Regions from separate parts of the Homo sapiens genome. Here all the other regions are linked to region 2. The links are chromatin loops, found by intact Hi-C in ENCODE. Cell type or tissue: PC-3. All regions are shown on one strand.

Region 1 (8,000 bases), 84 kb before region 2:
ACGAGCCCAAGCTGAGGGTGGGGCCAAATGTTACCCAGTTGCTGTGTGCATTTGGAAGAATGACTCAAACCTCCCACACTTCCTTCATCTGTAAAGACCTCACTGGGATGTTGGTAATACAGAGAATAAAATACGTAATGGGCTAAGGTTTGCTCTCAATAAATGGTGGTCTCCCCTCCCTCAGGGAGCTTGTTATCTAAGTGAGGAGACAAGATCTGTGCATAAGGAAGATGATTCACAACACTCCACATGAAGCATAATGTGATGTTACATACCAGATGTTTTCCAGGCAGGAGTTACAATGGAATAATTAATTATTTTATGGTTCTTCTTTTCTGTAGGGTGTTGGGTGCACATTTGTCACCTGGGAATACTACCAGCAAGCCTCATATTTTTTCTGCAATAAATGCTGGAAAGGAAAAAGAAATGCTGAAAATGATGAAGTAATTCCAATTCTGCTGATAGAGACCTGGAAATGCACTAGGGAAAAATGACAAGAGTGTAACACACTGCTGCTGATTATGTCATAATGATTATTTTATGCAGTTTGAAGAAGACTCACTGTTCTAAAGAACCAGCATCCATTTCCAGGAAAGAGCAGGGATTCTCCATCCATACCTCCATGGGATGAACCACATTGAAAATAATGATTTCCTTCTAATAGCTTACTCTACATTATATAAAGAATTCCTTGGGATTCTAAAAAAACCCTAATAATATAGTAATAATAACAACAGAGGTTTGTTTTTGCTATTTGTAGTCTAATATTCAGATTGTGAGCAGCTGTTTTGGAAGGCAAGATGAGTGAATAGATGTGAAGTCGTCTTAGAAATGTCCAGGCTTCCAAAAGAAATTTCACTTTTAAAAGAAAATAGCCTAATGTGAACCACATTAGAATCAGCACATCTAATCCTACGGAGAAAAAGTGACCATGGCTGTCTACACATATAGGCAGGTCATTCAAGCTCATTCAAAAATTCCACTTTCACTGGTGGTCTGTCTGTGTCCACATGGTGACAAATGGCCCCGGCAGGGTTTTTGAGGTGTTGGCACCACCAGTGAGTGCCAGATGGAATGTGGTGAAAGTTCTGATTTGTACCTTTCAGACTAAAGGTACTTTCCAGAATGGACGGGTCCTTCTGGCTGCCTTTTGTAAGTGCAGCCACAGGTATTCTGTTGAAGCCTGTGGGTGAGAAAGACATAAACAGGTGCTATAAATTTGTCAGACCAGGAAGCCACAGGCCGTTTAGTAAATGGTAAACCCAATGGCCCAAAAGAACAAAGGGGTCTCTTTTCATCAGAATGATCAGGCTCATTCAACAAATATTTATTGAGCACCCACTTTCTGCCAGATGGAAGAGCCACTGACAAGGCCTCTTATTTAAAGAGTGCCTGAAGTGAGGAAGCAAACCCCCAAATCATCTGGGATGGTATGAACTGAACTCTGGACCGCAACATGATGGAAAGGAGGAGCTGGGGTCCCAAGGGCAGTCCAGACAACCTGAACCTGTGACACTCACCCTGCCCACACACTCTCAGAGCTGCAGCTTTCACGGGGGTGAGTTTTCTGCCTTGATTTACTCAGGCCAAGACCTTTCATTTTCTGGAGAAAATACAGGTTTTTCTGTAGTATTTCACAAACAAGGCAATTCTCTCAGGGAGGTGAAACAGCATTGCTTCTCAACTGAAATCTGAATTTCATCTTCCTAAGTTTATATCGTTGAGTCACAATTATTGAGTCATAAAGACCAAAAAGGATGTTGAAAGTTAATTTATTTACCACACTATGGCTTAGACTATTCTAGAAATATGAAAATATCTCCTATTAAAGCAGACTTTCTGAGGAGAAACCATTGCTTTTTCAACTAACGTTTTATCATGTTTTATTGCCTTCATAGTTAACTATTTTTTTAAATCATATCTAACATAAGTCCCTCCAGCAGCATTTTATATCTCTTTTACAATACTTTGCCCTGGATAGTTGAATAATAGTTCATCAAGCCTCATATAACAGTAATTAAATTGTCACCTTGGTGTTTTTCAGACCCAATTCTTGCTAATTCTTTGTAGGTGACATGAATGCTTGTAAATGAGCTTGCTGAATGGGAGACCAAGAACGATGATATTGAGCTGTTACTACATGCCAGACATTTAACCCTTTCATCCAGGTTATCTCAATCATTCCTTACAGAAAGGCTTTTGAGGTAGGTTCAATCATTTCTCGCATTTTATAAGTGGGAAAACTGAGACTCTACGAGAGGTCAATATTTTACACTAGACCCCCACTGTTGGAAGGGGTGGAGCTGAGATGTATTTCCAGTTAATTACACAGATAAGACTGCCCACTTTTTCTATGAATATTTCCAACTATTAGATTGAGTGAACCTTAATTAATCAACATATTATTTTAAAAATAACTTGCTCATGTTCTAATGCCTGTTTGTCACTCAAGTGTTTGCAAAATCAGGGAATAATTTTTTTCTAGACTTTTACTCCTTTTCCAGATATAAGCTCTTAAAAACCTTTGTTTAATCTTTGACTTTAAATCCACAAAACATAATAGCTGGTGAGATACCTAATACCTTTGCTATTTTCTTTGAGGATACAAGTCTTGATATTTATCTCTTTAAGCCAGTAGCTCTCAACCTTGGCTGTGCCTTAGAATCACTTACAGGAGCTTTTAAAGATCCTGATGCTGGACCACACCCAAGGCCAATTAAATTAGGATTGCTGAGGGTGATACCCAGGTGATTACAATGAACATCCCAGGTTGAAACCACTGATTTAAACAACTCTTCCCTGGACTTTCCCGTACCTCCATTTCACCTGGCCTGCTGTGGCTTTCGCTTATCTAGTTAGAACTGTAATTTGGCCAGTTCATCGCTCATTCCCAAAGGGGATCTCATTACCTGTCTCTAATACAGAGTCTGAAAAAGCTAAATATTCTGTCTTCCAGATGTCCTTGCAACTGGAGGTGCCATATGATACAGTTCTGCCCAAAGACAAGAAAGTGAATGTCTGTTGAGGGCTTCCTATAAGGCCAATACATACAGGTGTTCCCAACAACAGGTAAGTCAATTCAGCTGGTTGGATTTTTCACTTTTCATCTGAATGTTTACATGTATCTGAATGTTTCCATAGACATAGACTGAGCGTGTGACTTGAGTCAAAGTTAATTTGAGTAAGAAACCAAGGGAGAATTTTATTTCTTTTTATTGATGCCTCAGTCTCTTTCCATTTTTTCATAGAGACCCAGGAGTCCATGTTAAAAGTGTCCTAAAGAGGAGGTAAAGGCTAAGGAATTTGAGAACCCTAAGATTTTCTTTGAAATTCTGTGGAGATGATGCTAAGAGGATCACTTATAAATGCTTATTGGATGTAATTTCCATGTTGGACAGGTGATATTTCCAGGGAGAAGCTTAAGGGATTGTAGGTAATATAAAGTCTCAAGGTAGAAAACACTGACTCTGAGACTGTGTATTTATAATGTGTGTGTGCATGTGTATGTGTAATTCATTTGCTGATCTTTGTTTAACTTTTTATTAAACTATAATGTATGTGCAGAAAAAAATGCACATATTATAACATAGAGCTTAAAGAATTTTCACAAATGACCATATCTTTGAACCCAATACCCAGGTCACAAAACAGAACATTACCAGAACCCTAAAAACCCTTGTTCTCCCTTCTAATAACTACCTTTTTGGCCAACAATAACTACCAGGCTTCCATTCTTACCTTTTTACAAAACAAACCAATGAGTGGAAGCGCAAGGTCACCCCTTCTCCTGTTTTCACTTGCTCGCGATTGACATGGGGAAGTAAAACCTGTACTATGGCACATTTAATTATGGGAAAATGAAAAGAAAGAAATAAAAACCAGACCAACAAAGCAAAGATTTAAGTTGGCATCGCTTTCCATATCATTGTGATGCCGGCAGACACTCAATAAACATATCAGCATTGTTAAAATGATTTATCAGCCAAATAGTTGAATGTAAAATATTATCAATACAGGTGTCATCATTGATCTTTCTTGGGTCTCACTGCTGAAGAATGGGGCTGTAAGATGATTTCAACAAACAATCCTTGACAGGAAACCAAAGGCAACAAGGCACAGGGACAGACAGCTGACAAATGCAGTATGGGGCCATTAAAGCATGTGATGAATTTGCCAGGAAAGTATATATTTGTGCAAGAGGTGAGCTCATATCTCCCATAAATTTGTCAGCCGTGACACAGTGTTCTCCGGCTTGGCATGAGTAATGCCTTGCTATTTGCGCCTTTGTCTGGCAAAAGCTCTATCAGTCACTCCAGGGTTATTTACAAAGAAACGTGTCTATCAGTTACAAGGACATGACTTTGCTGCTAAAAGATAACAAAAGAAGAAATCAGGCAGTGGCCTCTCAGCGAGGGATGCGTCTTTTCCAGACAAGCTCTGGACTGGAATGAATCAGATGGACGGCAATTGGCCGGGCTGGCCCAGTGCCTGGCATGACCAGCCTTAGTGCATTTATCCACACTGATTAGATTAGAAATTATTAATAGGGGGCTACGGAGTAGAGCAAAAGGTCATTTAGAGTTTAATTCTGTTCTCAGATAACTTCATTTCGGCTGATGGGATTGTTATTGTAGGGGTTTTATATGTTTATAGGAAACAATATACTCAATAATGAAGTCCTGCCTCCTTCTGCAAGGTCAGGAAAGCTATTGTGTAGCTAGATTGAAGTCTTCACAATTGTGTTAATTAAGTAACAGTGATTGGACTTGGTCTTCTCTTGAAATGCATTTAAGAGCCTAAAAGCTGCTGAGAATGTATTCTTTCAATATAAATATATAGTAAAGCAAGTGAGACCAGAAAGCAGCTGACGATTGAGTAAACAGAAGAGCTGACATGAAGCTTTTACTTAAGACAGGAGCCTGGTTGGCAGATGTAACTTCTTGCCACATAAATACAAATGTCTTGTCAGTTTATGATTAAACATAACAGGTCCCTTTTTCTTACTCAATTCCTGATGAATCTGAAAGATAAAGCTGTAGAAAGTATAGTTGATGGTCTCATCAGTTACTTTGTTGCCTTGCAGGCCTGCCCATTTGAGGCAGATGATCAGAGTACGGTAAGAGGCATGTCCTTCTCAGATTAAAGGGCCATAGCCTTGGTCTTGGCTCATAGTCCAGGGTCATTCTGGAGAGGGAACCCAGCTTTGTCCCCTCCTTTGGAGGGCTTATAACTCAGATATTAACATTTGCTGAAGATGGTTGTAATTTTTTTTGTTCTGAGGTACAAGATCTCTTCTAAATAGCTAAAAAAGAATTTAGTTGATTCTAAGTGAAAAGTGAGTTCATGGAAAGCACTTTGTTGCCATGTGTTTCTTAAAGACCACAGAAGACTTTTGGGCTCCAGTTAAGCAAGTCCCCTTCGATTTGGCTCCAGATGCAGTGATACCCCACGAAGGGGAAGTTTAAAGTGAAACTTGGCAACTGGTGATTGAGTCTTATCTTCCCAACTCTCCTCCAACGCCCCCACCCACACATATAAGAGAACCACCATCCAAAGACAGAACTTAGGAGAGTTGTTGAATTGAAATGATAGTTTCATTGATGTAAGTTTTGTAAAATACCTTTAAGGCAGAGATTCTCAAATGGAAGTGATTTTGTCCCCCAAGGGACATTTGACAATGTCTGGAGACATTGGGGTTGTAACAACTAGGAGTGGATGATTGCTACCGGCATCTAGTGAGTGGAGCCAGAGATGCTGGTAAACATTCTGAAATACCTGCCCCCTACATAGAACAAACAGTCATCCAGGCCAAAATGTCAATAGTGTGAAGGTTGAGGAACCCTGCTCTCAAGAACCTTTGAATCAATGAAGGATGAGGAGTTGGGAGAGGTTACTCTCTCTAGGGAATGGGTTACCATACAGAATTTCTACTTAGAAAAAAAATCTATAATTATGACATTATAAATAATCATACTAGAATTTGGAAAAATTTCTTATAAAATGTGCTTGGCCAGGCACGGTGGCTCACACCGGTAATTCCAGCACTTTGGGAGGCTGAGGCAGGCAGATCACGAGGTCAGATCGAGACCATCCTGGCTAACATGGTGAAACCCCATCTCTACTAAAAATACAAAAAATTAGCCAGGCGTGGTGGCGGGCGCCTGTAGTCACAGCTACTCGGGAGGCTGAGGCAGGAGAATGGTGTGAACCCAGGAGGCGGAGCTTGCAGTGAGCCAAGATTGTGCCACTGCACTCCAGCCTGGGCAAAAGAGTGAGACTCTGTCTCAAAAAAAATAAAAATAAAATAAATAAATAAATAAATAAATAAAATGTGCTCATTTCAATGAAAACTTGGGAGATAGAAAAAATTGCTTTTTTTGTGCCACATGATTTTAGAGTTATTTGCTACATGTGCTGCATGATTTTAGAGTTATTGTGGTGTGATGAAATGTCAAGACTCAAAAGCTTTGTACGAATATGCATGAGGTGGCATGAAGTACTGGAAGGAAGACTAAACTGAGATCCCATATATCTAAATGCAACCTTGTCATTGATGAAACATGAGCCTGGTCAAGTTCTTTAACCCGTGTAGGCCTCAGTTACTGTTTCTGGCCAGACACTGAGACTGAGAAGCTTGACATCACTACTTGGCTATTCCTTCCTCAACCACAGTCATAGCCAGGACAAGGATTTCTCCTTATTTCTGAACCTAACAGTCATCCCTTCCTTTACATTACCAGTGGCCTGACTTTAGTTTGGGTCTTTGTTGCTTCATGTCTGGACTGTTGTAGTGGTTTCCTAGCCGATGGTTTACTCTTGGACATATGCTATGAAATGCTGCCATTTTGTCTGTTTAAATCATTACTTTTTTCATGTCACTCCTTTCAAATTCTTCAGTGGCTTCCCGTTGCCTCTAACAGTTACTCTTGGTGTGACACCCCCATCCCTCCCTGATAAGCCTAAGAATGCTTTTCTATCTTTGTCCCAGGTGTTTGCCCTACTTGGGTCTTTGCTGTCTCAATCATGTTAATGCACTTACTACCTTCTTCATAATGGCATATCCTAGAATGAAAGTCTTATCGCTCAGCATTTGTTCAGAAGCACCCTCCTTCCTGGAACGTTCCCTCTCTATTGTTCTCTCTTATCCTTCTTTCAAATCTGAAATCCAGAGCATCTCAAGAAAGCTTAATGAGATTTCCAGTAATATCTCTGTCCTCTAAGTTCCTATGTACTTATGATTGTCTGAGCAGTATGCATAGTACTTACTGTATTTGACTTTGTATAAAATTTTTCTTCTCCCTTCATTTACATCTTTCATCCCTTCTCAACTAAGAGAAAAGAGTCCACCACACTGAGTAGGCTTTACAGGATCTAATAGGGGGTTCAATGGGAAAGGTAAATAAATGTTTTATACCATCTTCTGGGTTTCTTGCACATTCATGATTGGCTAAAACTAAGACATTTTGGGAGAGAATTGTAGCAATGTATTCACACACATAAATTAAAACGTAAAGTCTTTCAATAGGCTGTAAGCCTCATCGTGAGAGTCACAATGCCCAAGGCACCTTGTGTCCTCTTGGCTTTGATGTAAAAGATGTCCAAAGAAGGCTTAGGTGGATGATTTTATTCCGTACATGCTTTTCTATGTCAAAATTATCAGTGAAATAAAAGTAGTATCCAGGATTGGGGGACTTTCGGTTACTACAGAAAGCACTTTGCATTTAAAAAAATATTTTACTAGCATAATTTTTTTGTTATTTTTGAGAGAAACATCTCTGTTGAAATGTGTCTCTTGTAATCCAAAAGTGAAAGTTTTCTTTGAAGGTCTCAGTTGACTCTTGTAACACATTCCAAAGACAATGGATTCCACTAGACTCCTAAACTTAAACAAAATGATCGAATTTTGACATGGAGTTGGAGAAAGTGATCCATATTGCTTAGTGTTTTGGGAGGGTGCTTTTTGTTGTTTGTTTGTTTTTCTTTAGAAAGCTGTCTGGGAT
Region 2 (8,000 bases):
TTTGGGTTGGTTCCAAGTCTTTGCTATTGTGAATAGTGCCGCAATAAACATACGTGTGCATGTGTCTTTATAGCAGCATGATTTAAAGTCCTTTGGGTATATACCCAATAATGGGATGACTGGGTCAAATGGTATTTCTAGTTCTAGATCCCTGAGGAATCGCCACACTGACTTCCACAATGGTTGAACTAGTTTACAGTCCCACCAACAGTGTAAAAGTGTTCCTATTTCTCCACATCCTCTCCAGCGCCTGTTGTTTCCTGACTTTTTAATGATTGCCATTCTAACTGGTGTGAGATGGTGTCTCATTGTGGTTTTGATTAGCATTTCTCTGATGGCCAGTGATGGTGAGCATTTTTTCATGTGTTTTTTGTCTGCATAAATGTCTTCTTTTGAGAAGTGTCTGTTCATGTCCTTCGCCCACTTTTTGATGGGGTTGTTTGTTTTTTTCTCGTAAATTTGTTTGAGTTCATTGTAGATTCTGGATATTAGCCCTTTGTCAGATGAGTAGGTTGTGAAAATTTTCTCCCATTTTGTAGGTTGAACATCAGCCTTTTAATCACTGCATTTCTATTTCATCATTTTAATTTAAGCAATTCTCTATTTGTAGACATTCATATTGTTTCCAATTTTTCATTAACTTAAACAATACTGCAGTGAACATCTTTATTTTGGCACTATAATAAAATAGCGTATGTCTCTTTGGATACCCTCACATTGCTAGTCAAACACAGGAAAAAAAATTGACATGAGAGGTGCTTACAGTGATCAAAATAATAAATAAAATCAGGATTTCTCTTGTTTTTTTCCCATGAATATTTTTTCTCTTTCTCAAAACAACAAAGAACATCTAAATAAAAATATCTCAAAAGGATTCCCTTTAAATAAAGGAAAAGCTGAAACCATGAATTCAAAAGAGATTCTAGAGCAAAGAAGCTCTCCTTCCTGATACTCGTTTCCTGGATTTAAAAATAAAAGTCCATTTCTTTAGTTGTTTTAAAAGGGAGAACTGCTATGATATTTGTACTGAAAAGGAAAGATTACATTAAGGGCTGACACAAATTGACAAAAGCCAGAAGATTCAAACTGAACACTATCCCTCTATCCCTAACTCAAGCATTTTAAAGCAAAAAATAATTTTAACAAAAGGACTGTGCTCCATTAAAAGATTTAGTGGTGACTCAGTAGGACAGCTAAAAACACATCTAGCATTACATGCTTCCATGATAGGTACTGAAAACATTTTAAAGAATAGATTAAAAGAGCATAATGGGAGAGACTTCGCTGAATTAATGACTGGGAAGAATATGATTCTGGTAAATCTGACACATACAACAGTCCAGCATCTGCAAACGCAGATGAGAGGAAGACATAAAACAACCTTGTAAGAAACCTGCACAAAAGTGTCTGCATTTTACTGTCCATAAATATCTGGTAGTTGGGGTGAGGTAGGAGCCGATAGACTGTAAATAATCTGTGTGCGTGCTTATACTAATTACTGTTAAGGACAACACAACCCATTTATTCTCCAAGTGAGCCATTCTGAATAATCATTCATATTTGGATTTGCTCTCATCCAATGTCTAGTCTTTGCCAGTGCCTTCTATATCTAGATCATTTGTAAGGGACCTATTCCACCTTACCGTGCTTTTCCTCTTCAAAATCTTTACCACCTTCCATTGCTTCCCTCCTCCACTCATACCAAACCCCCTACCTGCTCCCAGAGCTTAAAACCACAAGTTCTTTTCTGGAATCCTCTCAAGACAACAGAGCTAAAAGAGTTAGTGGAAGAGCCCTCTACTCAGACATGATGAGACCACTTGTTAATCAGTTAATCCAAAGTTTGTTCAAGTGGGGAATGATTTAAAATGATATTACACTTAAACATTTATTTTAATGCACGTCCATTTTGCAGCTGTTGATGCAGGGGTGAGGGTCCTTCCTCCTGTCTGGGTCCTCTGGAATTCCACAGCATCTTTCTTATATAAACCATATCCATAATATATTTCTACAATTTCCAGTTTGGAAATTTCTCTGAAAAAAATATGATACTTGCAAAGCACTTTGACTGCCAAAAGAATGTCCACATTGTTTTGCAGCTTTTTCCAATTGTTCACAGTTGTCTGGCCCACCCCATTTCAACAGCCTACTTTTTTTTTTTTTTTTTAACAATCCTACTTTAAACAAAAATCAACTATATTAAGTCTTTCAATGTGCTTGGCTAAATTTTCATAGATTCATGAAAATACATTCATAGCTTCATATTTTATTAAATGACATAATTATAATAAAAAGTACAATGATGGCCAGGTGCAGTGGCTCATGCCTGTAATTCCAGCACTTTGGGAGGCCAAGGCGGGTGGATCACGAGGTCAGGAGTTTGAGACCAGCTTGGCCAATATGGTGATACCCCGTCTCTACTAAAAATACAAAAATTAGCCCATTGTGGTGGTACACACCTGTAGTCCCAGCTACTCGGGAGGCTGAGGCAGAAGAATCACTTGAACCCAGGAGGCAGAGGTTGCAGGGAGCCGAGATCACGCCACTGCACTTCAGCTTGGGCAACAGTGCGAGACTCCATCTCGAAAAAAAAAAAAAAGTACAATGACTTAAGGAGGTTTAGGGACAAACTGTAGATACCATTGGTCCTCAATGAGAAGACACTAGCATTCATCCTGTGGAGGGTTTTATGCAGTGAACAGAGAGCATTTGCTAATCAGGTGGGTCTGATCTGGCAAAGCAGTTAAGTGGGGGCCGTTTAAGAAAGTGTTTGCGGTAGATCTATCAAGTTAAAAATTTTGGAGCCTGTACAATTTCTGATGATTGGCAGAGAAACCCAGGATATAGCTTATCGCCACAAACTCAGTGTGTGACCACAGATAGCAGTGATATTCGAAAGTATCCAAAAACATCAACCAGGCTGGGCACTGTCCAATTAGAACACATGCTGCCCATTAACCACCTGTAAAGATATACTGTGTGTTCTAGTTGAATATCAGCTCTGATGTGGAAAAGCTGACATTCGCGACCTTATTCACTTGCAAATGAAAATACAAGAGCGGTTGGTCAAGCAATACTCTAAGTTCCTTCTAACTCTGACATTCCTTATTGAGCTATGTACACCCCTAATTAATTTCCTTCCATGGGATTAATCATTTTTCTGATTCAATTGTTTGTTCTTTTTCTGGATGGGGGTCATCTCGGAATTGTCGTTGAGACATAGATTCTTGTGGGCAATAACAAGAAGACAAAGCAAGGGAGGCATGACAAGGTATACATTAAATGTAAATGTATAGTGTATATTTTCTATATGCCACGGTATCAAACAGATCTGCTTGCACATACTCATAACCACATACTCACATCCTCCCACCTGATTCTCTAGGGGTCTGTGTTCTGCATGTTTTATTTTGTTTTTTAACCTGGGGATGATGCTAATTTTCATGGCTTGCTTCGTTTACACAGATTGGAGCATGTTTTCCACATACAGCTTCTTGTTTGCCAACAAGCCCAGCTGTTGGGGGGCATAGAAGATCACCCAATTATAGAAAACAGTCTTGAATACCTTTTCATGTTTCCCTCGCCTACCCTGGAGGCTCTTTTCCAACAACTACAATTTTAAGGGCCTTTTTCATTTACAGGAAACATTTACTTCTTTATTACTTTTGTTTGTTTGTTTCCAACTCATCCTAAAAGAGTTTACCATAGCGTAGGTAGGGGACCCTTTTCAGTTCTCCTCTAACAGCCCACAGGGAAAGCAAAACCAGGAGAAACCAAGGCCATGTGACCAGATGAGAGCAGGCTTTTATTTTGAACTCCCTAAAAAGGGAAACAGGACCCAACAGATTTGAACATTTGCTTGGAAAAAAAAAAAGAAAAGAAAAAAATCTCCAAACTACTTTACGGTGTTAGCCCAGGCTCCTGTATGCCAAGTCCCAGCCCATAATAAATTTTATTGCAATGTTATAAACTCCTGAAAAGAGGAACTTGGAATGAAAGTGCTGACACAAGCTGCCAGAGCCAGGCCACTTCATTCTTGTGGACTCTGTCCTGACATCAGCACACGTCTAAGGCAAAACCCCCAAAACTGAAAAAAAATGTTTTGCCCGACGGATTCTTTGATTCTCTCTTAATTTTAGTTAAAAAGAACGGGGGAGGGGACCTCATCAATGAGAAACGAGCACTCTTGCAAACAATACATGACTGCATGTGGATGCTCCTGGCTTATAGCTCAAAGAGTTATTCAGCTGAAGTTAAATTCATTTTGCAAATGAAGCCAACCTTTTTTGAGGGGTGGGGGGGGGGTGATTATTCATTTAAATGACAGCTTTATGTACTATAATTACAGTCATTAATGAAGGCACAATTATTTTATCATACATTACCAAGATCAAAGAAGATTTCTCAAGAATAAGTTGTCAGCATATAGAGTCAATACAGAAATTAGACCAAATATGAACTGTAACATTTTGCTTAAATAATGCCCTAGAGGTTAAAGAAACAATGAGTTAAAGTTGTAGAGGGAGAAAATTTAAAAGACACACTAGAGGTCACTGTTGCTACTTGAGCTGAAGATGTATCCACACACATACACACCCAGGCACACAGGCGCACACACACGTGCGTGTGCTCACACACACACAGGTATGTATATATATAAAATATGCATATTTTAATAGGTTCTGTGCCTATCAGAAAAACTCTAAAAAGATCAGTTACCTTCATTAAATTAAAAAAAAATCCATCATGGTATTTTTTTCTGGTGGTTATGTGGACAGTTGGCTATAAAAAGATGAAATGTAAAAATAAATCTTAATTTTGAGGATTTCTTTCATGACCAAGGACATATCAAATACTTCACCTCTGATGAAAGATTTTGCACCTACTCTGCATTTTGAAAAACACCTTTCATCTATATGTTCATTTGGATTAGAAAGTAAAAGTAATTGAGGAATTATGGTCAGTATGCCTCTTCTTATTAGGGGAAGACGATTCCCTCTTTTAAAAATTTTTCAAATTTTAAGATTGTTAAATAGGGATGATATATTTAGTCCTATCTTTGAAGCTGTAAGGAGAAAGTTGTTTAGGTATGGCAAGTCTGTGAAAAATCTTGGAACAAGTATGGGAATTGTTAGTGTAACATTTCAACTCTACATTCATAAAAGGAAATTATTTTAGGAAAAACGACGGGTGGGCCTTTGTAAATGTAATGAGTTTAACAGGAAGAACTCCCTTATTCGTAGCTCCTGAAGAAGTCTCAGGCTCCGTACTGTGCTCCAAGACTTTTGGTGCACAGTATGTGCATATTGTTGATAGAGAAGGAGCAGATCTATTTCAGAGCCCAAAGGCTGGCTCCTGAGTGGATTAGCAGAAAAACTCAAGGCTGGATGATCTATCCCAAGAATAGCATCTCATTGCCAAGGAAGGAAATCCAGAAGACATATTCATGCTGTTCAGTATTCTTCTTAGAGTATTGGTTTCAGACATGTGTACTGGCAAGTGAAGGATCAACCTGGAGGTGTAAATTTCAAAGCTAGGCTCGCAAACAACGTTTCCAGAAAGATGCCCATTTCATCTCTCTTGTTTTCTATTCTTTGCACGTGATGCATGCCTTTGTTTGATAATGCAAGACCTGTAGCAAAGGACAAATAAGGGGAAAGGGTGAGAAAACTATCTCATTTCTTTGCTGAACCTCTTCTTTGTTCTCCATTGTGTTTTTTGATTTGTCCATGCAAATCACAGTCCTGGGAGTAATTAAAGTTCAGAGAGCTAACTAATAGCTCCTCAGTAACCGGATATTTTCTACGAATTTCATGGGTGTGGGTAAAATGGATTTTAAATATAATTTGAATATTTTAATGGAGAATTACACATTTTTAATAGAATTTGCCAAATATCCTCTGTTAAATTCATGTTAGTGACGGAAGAAGACTATTAGGATGCTCGCAACCTCAATGTGAATCAAAAGTAACTGCTTTGCCCACGAGACAGTGCAGCATGGAAGAGGTAATCTGGATGCTGGACTTTTGGTGCTTCCTCTACTACCCAGCCAAGGTGAACTTGGGCAAGCCCTTGACCTTCGCAAGGCTAATTTCTCACTTGTAAGAAGGAGCTAATAATTTCTGTCTTCTCAGGCAGGATGACATAAATTAATAGGTGTAAAGTGGTTGGTACCAGGCTTGGAATGGGAAAATTTTGGTAAGTGTCATTCATCTTCATTGTCATAACAGAAGTCCCCTGAACTCCTTGACACCTATCAAGAAGGGACAGATGCTGTGTTTACACCCACAAGCAGGTATGAAACAACAGCAACATAAGAAAACAACATTTGAATTCAACAGCTTGTTATTTGGGGGTGAGGAGGACAGGTTTTAATTAACAGTTGTATTTTTGTTTTTCCAAACAGCTTTGTGTTTACCAATTCAAACTTGGACTTCAGAGAAAACAGAGAGCACTCTACTATGATAACACAGAACTAGTACCATAATTTTTTTTGGTTAAGAAAGGTATGTACGTTCTGGAAGTTACCTGGGTAGAATAAAAAACAGAATAAAAGTGGAAAGAACAAAAGAATTTAAAAAATGAATAGAATTTATTTTCAAATAAATGTGCATTTTGTTAACCAAAATAATAAACATTAAATGTGTTTGTGTTTTGTGCCACATAACTATTTTTTAATGTCCTATTATTCACAGCCTAGTTAGAGGACCAGGGGTTCATTGAAGTCAGCATGTTTAAGAGCAGTCCCACAATTCTTACCAGGCTGAAAACCACTGCCTTCACCAGCTCTGGTTGCAATTATCATATGCAATACATTTTGTTTTAAATGGAAGCTTTTATAATGAAATTTAGAAGCCAGCGTCATTTCTCTTCCTTTGCTTTCTACTAAAAAAGAATTTGAGGACAGACAATAAAGGAAATGGCAAGGAACTATTCTATGACCTTGGGCAAATCTCTTCGGTAGTTCGGCCTTGTATACACACACATATGCCCACACACATGCACACACCCCCTTCGTTTTATATTCTTCTGCAAAGCCATGTCAAACAAAAAGTTGGATGGAGATTTGGCAATTCCTTGGTTATTTTGAAAAATGGATATATTGATCAAATTGAATGGGTACCAAATTTTCTAATTATGCAAATAATTGCTAAGTCTTCAATGTAGCTTGCTTAAGAAGTACTGCCCAGAGAAGGGGAAATGAAGAGTTTCTTTCTCACTTGGGTATACAATGAGAATTTGTAGAGAGCTGTAAGCACCTCAGCCGAGAAATGATGCAGAAGGAGAAAACGTGGGCTGGGTGCGGTGGCTCATGCCTGTAATCCCAGCACTTTGGGAGGCCGAGGCGGGCAGATCATGAGGTCAGGAGATCGAGATCATCCTGGCTAACACAGTGAAACCCCGTCTCTACTAAAAAATACAAAAAATTAGCCGGGCATGGTGGCGGCCGCCTGTAGTCCCAGCTACTCCGGAGGCTGAGGCAGGAGAATTGCTTGAACTCGGGAGGCGGAGCTTGCAGTGAGCCAAGATGGCGCCACTGCACTGCAGCCTGGGCGACAGAGCGAGACTCCTTCTGGAAAAAAAAAAAAAAAAAAAAAAAAAAGTAGAAAACGTGATACCCTTTTCATCTTACTATAATGAAAGTACTGGAACTGCCTTTTACACTAGATTAAAACATTTTTAAAACCCTTGTTCCTAGCCACACCCTAGAACACTGTTTCTGAGTTGCCTTTATTTCATTAACATTCTGGGTCAGCAAGAACAGGGCTTGGACAGAAATACAGCAAGATGGCTACCTATCACTTGCAGAGGAAAAAAAAAATTCAGGATCATTCCCCAAGTGAATTAAAAACATAATAACAAAAAATCCTCCAGTTAGTGATTCTTCTTTGCTGCCTGTAGGCAGTTCTTTGATTGTGGGATATCTGATGGGTGTTGGTGGGGAGAGCCAGTTTAGTTGTGTTTACATGAAATAAAAGGTAGAAGCTGCACAACTGTAC
Region 3 (8,000 bases), 240 kb after region 2:
TCCTCACTTCATAATCCAGTTGGACATGCTAGTGAAGGAAGGGCTTCTGGAAGGGCTAAATGAGTTGGTAGATGTCAACAGCTCAGCACAGCACTTGACACAAAATAAGCATGTTGTAAACTGCAAGGATTAATAGATATAATATAGATTGTAGATATTTTCCTGCTTCACTTTATGTCACAAAAAAAATGCTAAGTGAATTGCTTAAATGTTGAAACATTCTGGGAATAAACGCAATTGGGCTTTATTTTGTTTCTTTTTTCTTTAGTAGAAACTATATATTTACTTCATTTTAGGTACTACTCAGGTACTCACACCTCAACATATCATTGCTTCTTCCTCTTGTTATGGGGTCAGAAATTTATCATGAAGTTTTAATTGTTAGACAATGAGGATTTTCCAGTTATCAAAATTCTTTGGGAGAGAGAAAACTTTAGCCTCTTTAGGCCAGCACCTAATGACACAGTTGGGAAGAGCAAACCAAATAATTTCGGAAAACAACCTTTGACTACAATTCTGATCCAAGAGGATCAGAAGTGTTATCTATTGAGAGACTGCCATGTCTCAATTTAACAATATTAGGCATTCTCACCTGATTTTTCACTTAAGTCATATAATACACCTGCAAGTAAATGTGATTTCGCCCCTTTCCATACATGAGGAAAACGAACCTGGTGCTTTTTAGGTTAGGTGCTAGAATTTGCACAGGTCTGTCTAATTTTGAAGTACAATCTCTTTTCCTTACTGCCAAAGATGGGGAGAAGAGTGGAGAATAAGAAGTTCGGTTAGAATGGGAAGACTCCTAAGACAAAACTGGCTTCTTAGCATTTGCTTAGGACAAGTGTTAGAATAAATGAACTAAATTAACAATAGCAACAAAACAGGAGAATATTCTGTCTTGGTCTGCTTAGGCTACTATATTAAAATACTAGACATTGGGTGGTTTAAACAATAGACATTTATTTTCTCACAGTTCTTGGGGAGAGAGGACAGAGATCAGGGTGCTAGCATGGCAGGTTTCTGGTGAGGCCTGTCTTCCTGGCTTGCAGACACTAGATCTCTGGTGTCTCTTCTTATAAAGATACTAATCCTATCACATCAGGGCCCCACCCTTATGACCTAATTTAGCTTTAATTACCTTCTTAGGGGCACTATCTGCTAATACGGTCACACTAGGGATTAGGGCTTCAACATATGGATTTTGGAGGGACACAATTCATTCCATAGTTATGCTTCTCTCTAAGTTAATGCTTGTCTATGTCAACCTTATTTTTATATTTTCTATGCTTAACATGGGCCCCATTATAAAACTCAACTTATTTGGGATGGAATAATTAATAAATAAAAACAGTTGGAGGTCCTTCTTTCCAAAAGACTATAAAAATTGATGCTAAAGTATAATAGGGTTGTAAAAAAGAAATTTCAGCAGCTTAATTTCTTAAAAAAAGTCGTAAGAGTTTTCATTAGCTAACTTCCAAGATAGCTAGTTTTAATCTAGAATAAAAGGTTTCTTAAGGTTTCTCAATAGTGACACTATTGACTCCATGCACCAGATAATTCTTTATTGTGAGGGTTACACCGTTCATTATAGGATGTTCAGCAGCATCCCTGGCTTCTGCCCACTAGATGCCTGTAGTACCCCTGTCCCACTCCCACTGCCACCCTGTCTTGGCCTCAATCATAATAATAAAAATTGTTTCCAGACATTGCCAAATGTCCCTGGCAGGAGTAGGGATGTGACAAAGTCATTTGATCTAGATTCCAGTTTGTAGACCACAGAGTATTACGGATCTTAGAGAGGCCTCTAATTCCAAAACAGAGAATCTGCTTCAATCTCATTGGGATGCATGATCCCTTGATTCATCCCTTTTCTCCCTCTTAACTCAGTCTGTGCCTCATGTACACTCACAGATTTCCTACTCTGCCCCCATTCCCTTTTGCCACTTGTCCTTCTGCTGTTTCTGTCTCAGCAGAAGTGTCCATTTTTCTGCTCCTGCTGCCAGGCAGGTAAAGGTTAATTGAGTAAGAAACAACTTTGGCATCTTTTATACACTTCTTGGTTCTGCTACCAAGGTATTCTCTCAAGTCCCAGCTAAGCAGTGGCCAGAAGTTTGCCTCTCAACTTTATAGTGAATTCCTACTCTCAAATCCTATCATCAAACAAAGCTCATCTACAACTTTGCTTCAAAGATCAAGACTTCCTGGTTTGACTGCTGTTAACATCTGTCTTCCATTTACAGACCTTCTATTTCTTTATTTGCTCTGAAGGAAAGTCCATTCTCCTGTTCAAAGCACTCTTGGTCTTCCCTATTATTACCTTTTTCTTGCTTTGGTCCCCTCCCCGTGTGTCCTTGTTTCCCCTTGCATCTTTAGTCTCTCTCATTCTCCTTGTCTTTTCTTCTGTTTCTGAAAACTTGCTTAAGTTTTCTTTACTTTCAATTAAAAAACTAAAAAATCCTCTTCCCTAACCCAGTGGTTCTCAATTAGGAAAGATTTTACGTTCCAGTGGACATTTGGCATCATCTGGAGGCATTTTTGGTTTTCACAACTGAGGGTAGGAGTGTTACTGGCATCTTAAGAGTAGAAACCAGGGGTGCTGCAAAACATTCCATTTAAAATTACAGGTCTTCTTTTCCCCAACCCCAACAAAGACTTATCTGCTCCAGATATCAACAGTTCCTGAGGTTGAGAGTGCTCAACCCTATAATTCCCTGGAGATGCTACATCACCTCTGCTCTTTTACTTTTTAACTCATTGGAAGAATTGTGCACACCTGCAACTGTACTTGCTCACTGCTCAATCACATTCACTTACTCTTTAATCCATTGCAATCTAACTTCCTTCCATAGGTTACCAAACCATCAAATCAAGCAACCTCAGTTCAATCTTTAGCTTCTGAGCCTCTCTGCAGTCTGTGATATTACCTTCCCAGCCTGTAGCTTGGGAAATCATGGAAGGATCAAAGGTTCACGCATCCCAGTGAAGTTGAAGTAAATTGTCTATTTTGGAAATGAGAAGTCTTCCAAGATCCACAATACTTTATAGTCTGGAATCTAGACCCTAGATCAGTGGTTCTTAAATAAATTTGCTCCCCCTCTACCCCTGTCTGGGGACATGTGTCAATGTATAGAGAGAATGTTTAATGTCATGATTCGAGCAGGGGGCACTACTGGCATCTAGTGGGTAGAAGCCAGGGATGCTGCTCAATATTCTTCCATTTTCTTTCTTCTGACTTATCTTTTGGTATGCCTCCTTAGCTCTACCCTGTCTTTATCCTCCTCCAATCTGACAGGTGTTTCCATTAACTCTGTGGTCTCTTTTTACTCCTCCTCTTTGTTTTATCTATGCTGCCGGTTTGTAAACTTGGTGAAAACATTTTAATCATGCTAGATACATGGGATGCTTTTCAGGGTTCCTTGCACAAAGGATAGCTCAAAAAATATTTGTTTGCTTGAATTAGGATTAAACTACGTATATCTATGTAGAAAACAAAACAAAGCAAACTGGCCTCCAATCTCATGAAAATCCGAGAGCAAAATTTGGAGCTTTTATTTATCATGTGGCACATCTTATCTCCATTGTTATGCCATGGTAAAACAGGCCCATGGAAAGTCAGGAGAAATAGGAGTCCAGAATTTGAGTTGAGTTGCTGACACTCTTGGACTTGGGAAAACCTGTATTATTCTTGGGCATATTTCCTCATGCATAAAACAGAGGGGCTAGAGCAGATGAGCTTCAAGGTCATTTCTAATTTCAAAGTTCTATGATCCTAAATAGAAAACTCATAAAGTTGAATCCCTAGTAAATTTTTTTCTAATTCAGCAAGTTTTTCAGTAAAATGATATTCTTAAGTTGACTTAATTAATATCTTTATATTTTGATGGGTCAAACATGCAGTGTTTAAACATGTGTATACATATGAATACATACATATTAAACATTATGTACCTATATAAAATATATGTGTATGTATATATGTATCTATATGTATGTGTGTGTGTAAGCATCATGTAAATCCAGTAAAACCAGGCTTTATTTCTAAATCAAATGTTCCAGTGCAATTCTAAGTGAGTTAAAAGATGTTGATCATAAAAACATGGATTCAGCCTTAACAACTGTGTCACAGATAATGACGATGTAATGAGGGAATTTAAGCAACAATCAGAAATGATGTGGTTTTCTTCCCCCACCAAGCACATGTTAAATTAACCAGTAAGCCTTGAAGCCATGCATACCTGATGATTATTTTATGTTATCTTGTGTTTTAAAAAATGGTTCCAAAGTACTAGATTTACAGCACTGCAGAATCCCACACTGTTGCAATGCTGTCTTCAATTCAGCCACTTCATATTGAAATTTCACACACAATAATTGGCTGACCTTCACAGCTATGGCAGAAACTAATTAAAGCTGTAAGGCTGTGCTAGCATTGCTTTTGTGTGAAATGTGAAGTTTGGTGATAATGAAATATGGGGTGCAGATGTTATTGTCTTAGATAGACCGTGCCCTTGGTTCACACTAATGAAGAACAGCAATTATTAAACAAAAAGTATTTTTTACTCATTAATTATTTTGTGTTGTGAAAGTAGAAGTACAAACACAGCACCACCTCTTCTACCAGCTAATCCCCAAAGTAATTTTATGGACTTTACCAGCTGACTTCTATATCATTAGGTATCCAGTTTTCACTTTCTCCCCCTACTGCTCTTAGACCTTTGGGAGCCTTAAGCAAGGACCTGGATGGGTTCAGAGAGCAAAGGGTAAAGGGCATGCTAAAAATGGTCACCCATAAAGATTTTTAGACAGCTGGAGGATTAAATGAATGAAGCTTTTTGGAAATAACTTCACACACCAAACAGAGATGTTGGTAGAAATATGATGCCATCCACATTGTTGTCGGATGATAGGCAAAGGTCACTGCTGCTCTTGAGGTGCAAGTAGAGAAATGAAGCAGGCCTGAGCTCTGTTTCTTGGTTGTTTGGAGTCTGGGTTTCTATTAATAGGTCAGTGTGACTTGCAGGACTTCCACTGGGTCAAATATAACAAATCACAGATTTGTAACAATTAAAGGAAAACACTAAAAAGGCACATTGTATTGGCAAGTCTTCACTTTCCATGGGCGAATGATCTAGTCTGCTTCTCTTTAGTCCTCTTCTCATTGACTATATTTTAAAATTTAAGTTATTTTTTTTTCCTCATTGACTTTGGGATACTCAATTCTTATTAACTGGCTGAGGTGGGAGAGACATGAATTAAACTTAAATTGTCCAATTTCCCTATTTGGGGAAGGAGAGTGAAATGATTAAGTTTAACTGTTACTTGTGTAATTTTTACTGTCATTCATACCCCGTACCATGAGCATGCAGGTAGCGACTGCATAGGGCACTGTATCAAGGCCTTGTCTAAGAGGTGTCAGCTAGTAAAATGCAGCAATGATGAAGATGGGAAGTGGCAGAAGCAGCAGTAGGTAGGTGGGCATCAACTGGATCATGTTACTTCAGACTAGGCAGGGGAACAAAGGCTTGAGAGGAGGAAGATTTGTGGTCATGGAGATACCATGTAGGGGGAGGTTTGCCATAGAGGTTAGAGGAGGTAGCTTTGGGCTCCATTTTCTTAATGGTTGTGCCAGTTGTCAATATACCTTAGTCTCTGGGTAATGGGATACTTAGTGGGACTATGACTGAATTTGAGGAGTAATTAATATGGCTAATGATGGTTATAATGACTGTTGGCATTCTATGTCTCTTCATTTTGGGGAAAGGATAAGAACATCTTCCCTTATATGAAGGATAGCTATACATTGTTAGGTGGAAACAGACTTGCATGGTTGTTGTAAAGAAGTTCATTTGCGTGCAGATGGGTGCACATAGAAGCTCAGTGACCAAAGGGGTGGACTATGTCAGTTATTAGGCTATTGCCTCTCACTTCCTAATCTACGCTTCATTGCCCTGCTTTTGATAGTGGGACATTTCTCCCTTGCCAGCTTGCACAATGTTCCCTTTTTGCAGTAGAGGGCACTGGAGGGACACTGGAGGAGGAAAGGGCTGTTCTTTCTGGTTTCTGTGTGTTTTCTGGTTACTTCTGTAGTATAAGGTAGGCAGCATTCACAGGACACCAGCAGGGTTCAGAGGCAGCACATTTCATGAGTATCTCCCCATTAGCAGCTTTTCCCCAGCAACGCAGAGGGCAGCTTTTTAGATGTTCCACTATTATGGGAAACTGGCCTGCCATTCAGTGAGCCATGAATGATCAAGTCCTCTCCAAGGGAGACTGGGTCTCACTGAGACCTTGAAGGAGGCAGGGCTTCACTGGGTCCTCTGCCTCAAACCTAGAGGTAGTGGCTGCTCCCTCTCTGTGCTATTTCTGTAATCTTACCCCAAATAGGTAAGAATTACCTACTCCTAAGATGGCAATCCACTCTTGTAGTTAATAATCCTTTTTCACTAAGCTTTCCTTGTTCACATTGCTATGTGGCTTCTGTCTCCTGATTGGAACCTGACTGATTCAGTGACCCTCCCATCTTCACTTCAATGACTTAAAAAAGAAGTAAATTAATTTGTTTATTATCATGACTGATTGAGTTAAATATAAAAGGCTAGGCAAGAAGGTATTGGTAATAGCAGAAAGGTGACAGAATATAATTGAAGCAATTGTCAGCTTTCAGAAGAAATAGATATGAATTAAAAGATTACAACCCTATGCAATTTTCAGTGTAAAGAATAATGAAAGAATGAACAAAAACTCTTAACTTTACCATATATCAAATAAAGCAGTAAATTAGACTGAAAATATAGAAAATATAAAAATGTGGTCACATTGTTCCATGTTAAAATGTACAGAGTACCCACTTAGAGATTACAAAAGGCCTGTAGTGTTAAATCCTTTGGGCTAAGACATGAAACATCAGCTTTGGAGTGGTCTTGGCTTACAGTGTAGAGGGAAGCATTAGATCATCTCACTCTCAGGAACTGGTTTCACCCCTATTACCACTCATCCAGAATGCATCTCCAATTCACTTATTTGAGGCAGACTCCACAGCACTGCTAAATTTTATAGAAGCGAGATCCCAAACACTGCCCTCTCTTTACAGCATAATCATCATTTTCACCAGCAAATCTACCATTACACAAAATATGATCAATAATGGAGTGGATGCTGTTAAATAGAGCAGTAAAGAGACCTAGCTGGAACATTAATGAGAGGCAAGGCACAGCAATGGAAGCCAGCTCTTCCCCAAGGAGAGAAATTGCCCCCTTAGGATATCAAACCATGTTTCTCCTCAGGCTGCATGACACATGGACCTATCAATACCATGAGTAGAGCAATGTGCAGGTAGAGATCACCCATGGGAATGGCATCTAGGGACAGCAATTCAGACAAAAAGGAAAGGGTAATAACTTGTTCATTGAGAAATAAGTGAGTTACAATGCTCCTGAGCAGGTGTCTGGTCTGATGCTTCTAAGCTAGAAGTGCCCGTTTGGCTTAGAAAATATAATGTCAAACTTCTTTTCAAGCCAGATCCCTGGGGACAACTAAAACTGGGTTGCTGCAGAGAACTGCTTTTTAACCAGGGGCTGAGCAAAGTGCTGCTAATAAAACATCAGATGGTCTTTGTGGTGGTTTCTTTCAGAGTAGGCTGGCTTCTGACTGATGGGTCTTTGGTGTCTACTTGTTTTTAGCAAAATTTTCTTTTTTATCTTTTTAGAGATGGGGTCTCACTCTGAAGCCCTTGCTGAAGAGCAGTGGCATGATCATAGTTCACTGCAGCCTCAAGCAAAATTTTAATGTGAGGACCTGTTAGTGGTAGAATACCTGTTTGCCTCTATGAAGAAGTAAATGTCATTTTCAGTCAGAGATAGAGAATGATAGTGATGGTGAAGTTGGTTCTTGTGAGTGTCTCCAGGTTACTCATGAAGGGCAGTTTGCACACCTCCTACTCCCATTAGGTGCATGATTAAATTGCTACGATACTCAACTGCTATAAGGTGTACTGCTGGTAG

Evidence for each region. A loop is a pair of places that touch in the nucleus more often than their neighbours do. Peaks named below come from ENCODE experiments on the same cell type or tissue, not always from the same donor. Only the 100,000 strongest peaks of a DNase experiment are listed, where the experiment ranks them.
Region 1: it touches region 2 in a loop (4-fold over the local background); 2 of 110 quality-filtered maps call a loop at or near these places.
Region 3: it touches region 2 in a loop (13-fold over the local background); 9 of 110 quality-filtered maps call a loop at or near these places.

What each region holds. Positions count from the first base shown.
Region 1 is chr2:67,557,986-67,565,985 of GRCh38, reverse strand. LINC02831 (long intergenic non-protein coding RNA 2831) reads right to left here and starts at 1,686. Exons shown (of 7, transcript NR_183413.1): 1 at 1,521-1,686; 2 at 1,100-1,183; 3 at 276-409. LOC105374786 (a long non-coding RNA gene) reads left to right here. Exons shown (of 4, transcript XR_001739524.2): 2 at 342-1,558; 3 at 2,071-2,204; 4 at 2,957-8,000. RefSeq lists an enhancer at 1-334. In PC-3, no CTCF peak of the experiment used is centred here; DNase peaks (open chromatin) are centred at 15 and 4,235; H3K27ac peaks cover 3,666 bases.
Region 2 is chr2:67,473,559-67,481,558 of GRCh38, reverse strand. No RefSeq gene overlaps it. Among named protein-coding and RNA genes, the nearest start is that of ETAA1, 80 kb to the right of the region's middle. In PC-3, a CTCF peak has its summit at 4,527 (motif pointing right); a DNase peak (open chromatin) is centred at 4,578; H3K27ac peaks cover 901 bases.
Region 3 is chr2:67,232,662-67,240,661 of GRCh38, reverse strand. All of the region lies in intron 1 of LINC01828 (long intergenic non-protein coding RNA 1828), which reads right to left. All of the region lies in intron 2 of LOC101927661 (a long non-coding RNA gene), which reads right to left. Among named protein-coding and RNA genes, the nearest start is that of LINC01829, 21 kb to the right of the region's middle. RefSeq lists an enhancer at 3,780-5,221. In PC-3, CTCF peaks have their summits at 3,188 (motif pointing left) and 5,996 (motif pointing right); no DNase peak of the experiment used is centred here.